Linked DNA regions of Homo sapiens: region 2 is linked to region 1. The links are chromatin loops, found by intact Hi-C in ENCODE. Cell type or tissue: Calu3. All regions are shown on one strand. Links, peaks and the distances in the headings refer to the core of each region. The heading gives the core; the rest is flanking DNA. Region 1 has its middle 12 kb from the start of LINC02548. Region 2 overlaps SPON1 (spondin 1).

What was found. Hi-C counts contacts between places; a loop is a spot of excess contacts. Peaks named below come from ENCODE experiments on the same cell type or tissue, not always from the same donor. Only the 100,000 strongest peaks of a DNase experiment are listed, where the experiment ranks them.
Region 2: a loop joins it to region 1, with 2.9 times the contacts of the local background. A loop is called at or near these places in 5 of 110 quality-filtered maps.

What each region holds. Positions count from the first base shown.
Region 1 is chr11:13,771,062-13,773,986 of GRCh38, forward strand. No RefSeq gene overlaps it. Among named protein-coding and RNA genes, the nearest start is that of LINC02548, 12 kb to the right of the region's middle. In Calu3, for the core only: a CTCF peak has its summit at 1,577 (motif pointing right); a DNase peak (open chromatin) is centred at 1,590.
Region 2 is chr11:14,039,425-14,042,349 of GRCh38, forward strand. SPON1 (spondin 1) reads left to right here. Exons shown (of 16, transcript NM_006108.4): 3 at 2,097-2,230. Among named protein-coding and RNA genes, the nearest start is that of SPON1, 78 kb to the left of the region's middle. In Calu3, for the core only: CTCF peaks have their summits at 1,810 and 2,041; no DNase peak of the experiment used is centred there.

The sequences.
Region 1 (2,925 bases), core at 222-2,721:
TAGGGAGACAGGCCGGAAAGGGAAGCAGAGCTGATAGAATTCATCCTTTTAGCGGGGGTTAGTGTTAAGATGTATGCTGGAGAAGCATCCCACGCTCAGTCTGTTTTGCTATAACACTTGTGTGTTTGTGTGTGATTTTAACATAAATTAGCTCAAATGGGGTTGATGTATGGTGGAACAATGTCAGTAAAATGGGATATTACACTGGTTCATCTATGATGTTCCCAGCCAGTCAGCATTTTGCACAGGCAAATGTCAGAAGACAAAGGCGGAAGGCACAAACAGCTGAATGCAGCAGGCTGATAAGGGAAGCAGTGTGGTCCACAGTTCTCATTTGCTTCAAGTCTCTCTGACCTTAGGCGAGCCATAATCTCTGGCTCAGGAGTGCCCAGGGCTCAGTTCTCCCTGATCCTGTGCAGTTTTTTTCCTTATTTTCATGACTCAGAAGACTATGAGTTCTCTTATATTGCCTTTCATCAAATTACCCAACCTTTCTTTCTTTTTCTTCTTTTTTGAGACAGTCTCGCTCTGTCACCCAGGATGGAGTGCAGTGGCACGATCTCAGCTCACTGCAACCTCCGCCTCCTGGGTTCAAGTGATTCTCCTGCCTCAGCCTCCAGAGTAGCTGATACAGGCTTGCACCACCACGCCTGGCTAATTTTTGTATTTTCAGTAGAGATGGGGTTTCAGCATGTTGGCCAGGCTGGTCTTGAACTCCTGACCTCAAGAGATCTGCCTGCCTCAGCTTTCCAAAGTGCTAGGATTACAGGCGTGAGCCACCATGCCTGGCCTTTCTTCTTTTTTAAGGCAAAGTCCTTTATTTCATGTAGAATTTATTTATTAAGCACTGAGTGAGCATACTCTTTAAACTGTGCTGGTATTTTAATTAAGATGTTATTACCTTTGTTAATGTTCTGGTTGCAAAGCTGCATATGTTTTGAATTGTCTGCCTCAATCCTATTTTCCCTACAAGTCTTAATTATTTTTAGTTTGCAATTTTATAGAAAGGATGTTTCTCTTTTCCCATCAGAAATATACATATTTGATTACTGCAGAAGTACCTGCATTTTCTTTATAGGCAGAGTGATAGCCATAGATGTGCTGACTCTGGACCAGGTTGCTTTGATTTTCAATCATTTCTTTGCTTTTATAGAGTATCGATAAAGTTCAACCTGACTTCTTATAACTTTCTTGTCTAATATTTAAATATAAAGAACACATACCTGATTCCCAGGTCCTACGCTAAACCCAGAAGCCTGTCTGGAATCCTGAATCAGATTTTCAACCTGGGAGACCTAGCACATGCCATGCCTCTCAGCATCCAGGAGGGGCCTTTAAGCAACACCATGTACACCAACAAGGCAGCATAAGCAGGTGCTACACACTGTAAAGGAGGCGGGATGCAAGCAGCTGGAAAATCATGGTACAAAAAAAAACACCCAATGTCTGCAAATTGGGTAACTCTCATTAGCCCTAAAAAGCTCATTTTCATGGTTAACTAGTTAAGCAGCTGATTAAAGGCACAAGACTATTTAGGCACCTGCTTATTTGTTCATTTTCTTTTAAACTTTGGACAGGAGATGGCGCTCTTGAATGTAATTTGGCAGAGGATCACTCAGCATTAGCGCTACAAGGACAAATTCAGCACCTGCAAATACTTCCTTCTTAAACTGAGAAAATGATTTGGATTTTCTGAGGGGGAGAAGAATGCAATTTTAAAACCAGCTAGAAGTTGAGTGGCTAAGAACATAATAGCACCACCTGTCATTTTTAATTTGGATTTAAAAATTCAATTAATGCTGATTAGTGGTGGGGACAGGTGCAGCCCCAATGCTGTGATGTTAAACGAGGAAGTAATAATATTTTGAAGTTGAAAAAGTCATTTGAGGAGGAACCAGTTTTAGAGCTTACCATAATAGAATAAAGACAGGTTGGTACACTGGAGTGTGGTAGACCTGGATTTAAATCTTGGAGACAAATGCCAAATATATCAGCTTACACCTTCCAGATGTGCCTTAGCAGGTTATCTGAGCCCCTTATAAAGCCACTATGCCCAGAACTGAGTAATGAGGGAGGAGGTCTTAAAAACCAAAGAATTTACATCTTCAAATACTGCGTTTTAGCAGTTTCCACCTGTATTTGAAGAGCTAGTTCTAGAATGCGGTGGCTTGAGGTCTGAATCTTACATGGAGATGTCGGGGCCAAGAGAGTGGAATCCTAAAATAGAATTATAGCAAACACTTATTGATGGCTCACGGCATGCCAAGCTCCACAGGAGGTGCTCTGAATGTGTTCTCTTTTTTAATCTTTATAGCAACATCAGGAGGTGGTTACTTTTATTATCCTGTTTTACAGATGAGGTAACAGAGGCTTAAAAGGGCTAAATTACATGCCCAAGGTCAGAGAGGTAGTAAATATTAGAGCTAATAAATTATTCATCTGGTTGTAGAACCCACACCATTAATTACTATGCTGTACTTAAAACCTTCTGAGGGCTTTCGAAGCCATGGAATAAAGGCCAGACCCCTTAGCCTGACACTCAAGGTCTTTTATGAATCAATTTCAAGCAAGAGTAGATCAGAGAAATGGCAGTGCTATTATCTGAGGCCATGCTAAGGCAGTGACCACTGATCATCATTACCAAAATTGTTCTGGAGCAGGCACCCACAATATGTGAATGTTTATTCATAATTTACAGGTCCTATTGTCAATCCATACATTAAAAATTATTAGACCTTAATTTATTTCTAATTTTAAATAAATTAGATAAATAAATAAATAAATAATGTCTAATAGTTCCCTCCTTCACTCCATCAAAGGTCTTTCTTATCTGTTGCTGTGTACACTCTGGAAATCATTGGTTTAAGGTAAGGCCAGCTCTATCTAGTTCTCTGTTCAGAGGACAGAAATTCTTCTCTCTTGTCA
Region 2 (2,925 bases), core at 335-2,834, 270 kb after region 1:
TGTGTATGTGTGTGTAGGGGTGAAGGGACAGGGAATATGTGGGATAACCCTGTACTTTCCACTCAGTTTTGCTGTGAACCTAAAAGTGCTCTAAGAAAATAAAATTTATTAATGTTTTTTTAAAAAATGAAGTTGGATCCCTACTCTATCATATTAAAAAATAAACTCCAAATGGATTGAAGACCTAAATGTGAAAGGGAAAATTATAAAGCTAATGAAAGAAAATATTGGAGAATATCTATATGATCTCAGTTTCTTTAGGCAAGATCATAAAAGTGCAAGCCATAGGAGATAAGTTGATGAATTTGACTAGAAGAAAGTTATTTCTGCTAAATGAAGAATTCCAAAGGTAAGACTAACCTCTGGGTGCCAGAAAGGAAAAGATATTTGTAGATGTTGAGGTATTCATGTCTAGAAAATCCCCCAAAACAGCAAGAAAAAGACAATAGAATCCACTGGCAAAGATTTTGAATAGACAATTTGCAGAAAGGCAAACCTGATAAATTTGTGAAGATGATCAAATGTAGTAACATTAAAATAAGATACTACATTATAAGCATCAGATTGGAAACAGTTAGAAAATCCAGTAATAACAAGTACTGGTGAGGATATGGAGGAAATTAGGAACACTAGTACATGGCTGATAGAATAAAAGGTATAGCTATTCTGCAGTACTTAGTGAAATTAATATGACTATACCCACAACTTAGCAATCCTACTACATTATCAATCTTGCTGAGAAACTCTGATCACAAGTACAGCAGCATGAGGTTCTTCATTACATCAATATTTGTGGAGACAAGGAACTGGAAGTCAACTAAGTGCCCCTCACTGGAAGAATGGTTACATAAAATGTGATCTATGCATGCAATGGAATACTAGGCAACAGTCATAAACAAATTACATTTACATGTAGTAACAATGATATAGCTCAAAAGTGTAAAGTTGAATGAAAGAACCATTAAAACACAAAACAATTCTAAATAACACACACACACTCAGAACAACACAAATACTTAGGAGTGAATGCTAAGTAGAGGAGGAAAAATGGAAGTAGGATAAAAAGTATAAAGATAAAAAGTAATAGAAAATGGTCTTTGCTTTGTCCAGTGATAAAATTATATGATAAACTATGGAGTTTGAGGTACTTCATTCCTTTTGTCTGTTGTCCTAAAAAGAAAAGGAATTTTTAAAAGTAAAATAAATACAATATAGGTATAATAATTTAATAAGATTGTGTTTTGAAGATTAAGTCAGATAAAGCACTTAACTTAGTGCCTAGAACATATTAAACACTCAATGAATGTTATCTAGTAATGCTATCAACACTATTCATGATACAGCTACTACCAATCTATTGGAGTTGGCACTTAAAACCAATTGGATTTAGATTACTTTCTCCCAAAAGATCCTTTCAGGTCTAATATACTATAGTTCTGCAAGAGGGATAGGGAAATACCACAGGAGGCCCAGAAGCAACAGGCAGGAGAAGAGATGGAACATCCTTGGGGAATGGGAAAGGCTACCATCTTGTTTGTAGCATCATAGGAAACTTTGATGGTTAATTTGGGAGAATACTGATTAGTAAATACAATGCACAGATTAAGGAAGTAGGAACTGCGCTAGTAAAAAGTGCTATGAAGCTGGGATACTTTATATACTTTGCTATACTTCCTCCAAAAGGGTGTTTTAACATTTTAAGTTATAAAATTGTAGCTGAGTTATGAAGTTTTGCTATGCAGTGTTTGATTTGGATTACCCCTCCCCCATCCTCCTTCTTCCCCAAAGTGGGACACAGGTCGTTCTATTGAAATAAGCAAGATCATCACCTAGTGGTTAATTCCTCAAAGTGCTGACACAAGATTTGGTCCCAGAGAGCAAAGATGTGCCCAGTCTGCGTCCTCATACAATGTTAATTCATTCAACAAGCGTTGACTGGGACTTTATGCCAAGCACTATTCTGGTGCCTGGGGATACAGAGTTGCTAACATAAAATGATAAGTTTAAAAATAAAGTTAAGGAAGTACCAACTTAGAAGCTTAAGCGCCCTCTCAAAATGATGTTGCATGTATTTATTTCCCACTGGTTTTCCGTAGATCATAGACGAAGAAGAAACTCAGTTTATGAGCAATTGCCCTGTTGCAGTCACTGAAAGCACTCCACGGAGGAGGACCCGGATCCAGGTGTTTTGGATAGCACCACCAGCGGGAACAGGCTGCGTGATTCTGAAGTAAGTAAACATGGAATCCTTCCCTGCAGTTTATCAAAGACTTTGTGGTGTGATTGCAGGGAAAAAAAAAAAAGTTCTTTACTGAGCATCAGAAAGTTGCATCATCTCTCTGCCCTCCCTTATCTGAATTCTCAATAGCACCATAGACTATCATTGGTGAAGTGTTCCATAAAGATTCATTTGCTAGAATCTCTATTTTCATCAAATAGGATGATTCTCCTGGCCACCCTGTCCTACCAGAGATAATTATATTAGGGCTGGTTAAGAAAAATTACAAACCAGGTGAAGATAATCTTTGACTTTTTCCACCTGGAATTTAACACTTTTTCTTTTCTCGGAACATACAGCACCTAGAATCCTTAAACACTGCTTAGGCTGCCCCGAGACCCACATGTGACCTCCATTAGCCCTGAGCTCCACTTTATGATGCTATCTTCTTCTTTGCCCATCAAAATGGCCCTCTGGTGCCACTTCCTATCTGGCCTCCTGACCTCCTTTCAGTGAGTTATAATAGGTGATAAAAGGTATTAACCAGCCAAAGGAGTTTTCCTCTGGAAGGTAGCATTATCTCAAACCTGTTTCTCCAAACTTATGTGCCACAGAATGATGGTTTGGGAAATGGAAATAGATGGGCAGGAAAATGATTTCTGTGGTCAAATGTTTGCAAAATGCTGTGTACTAGATACCCTTCTTAC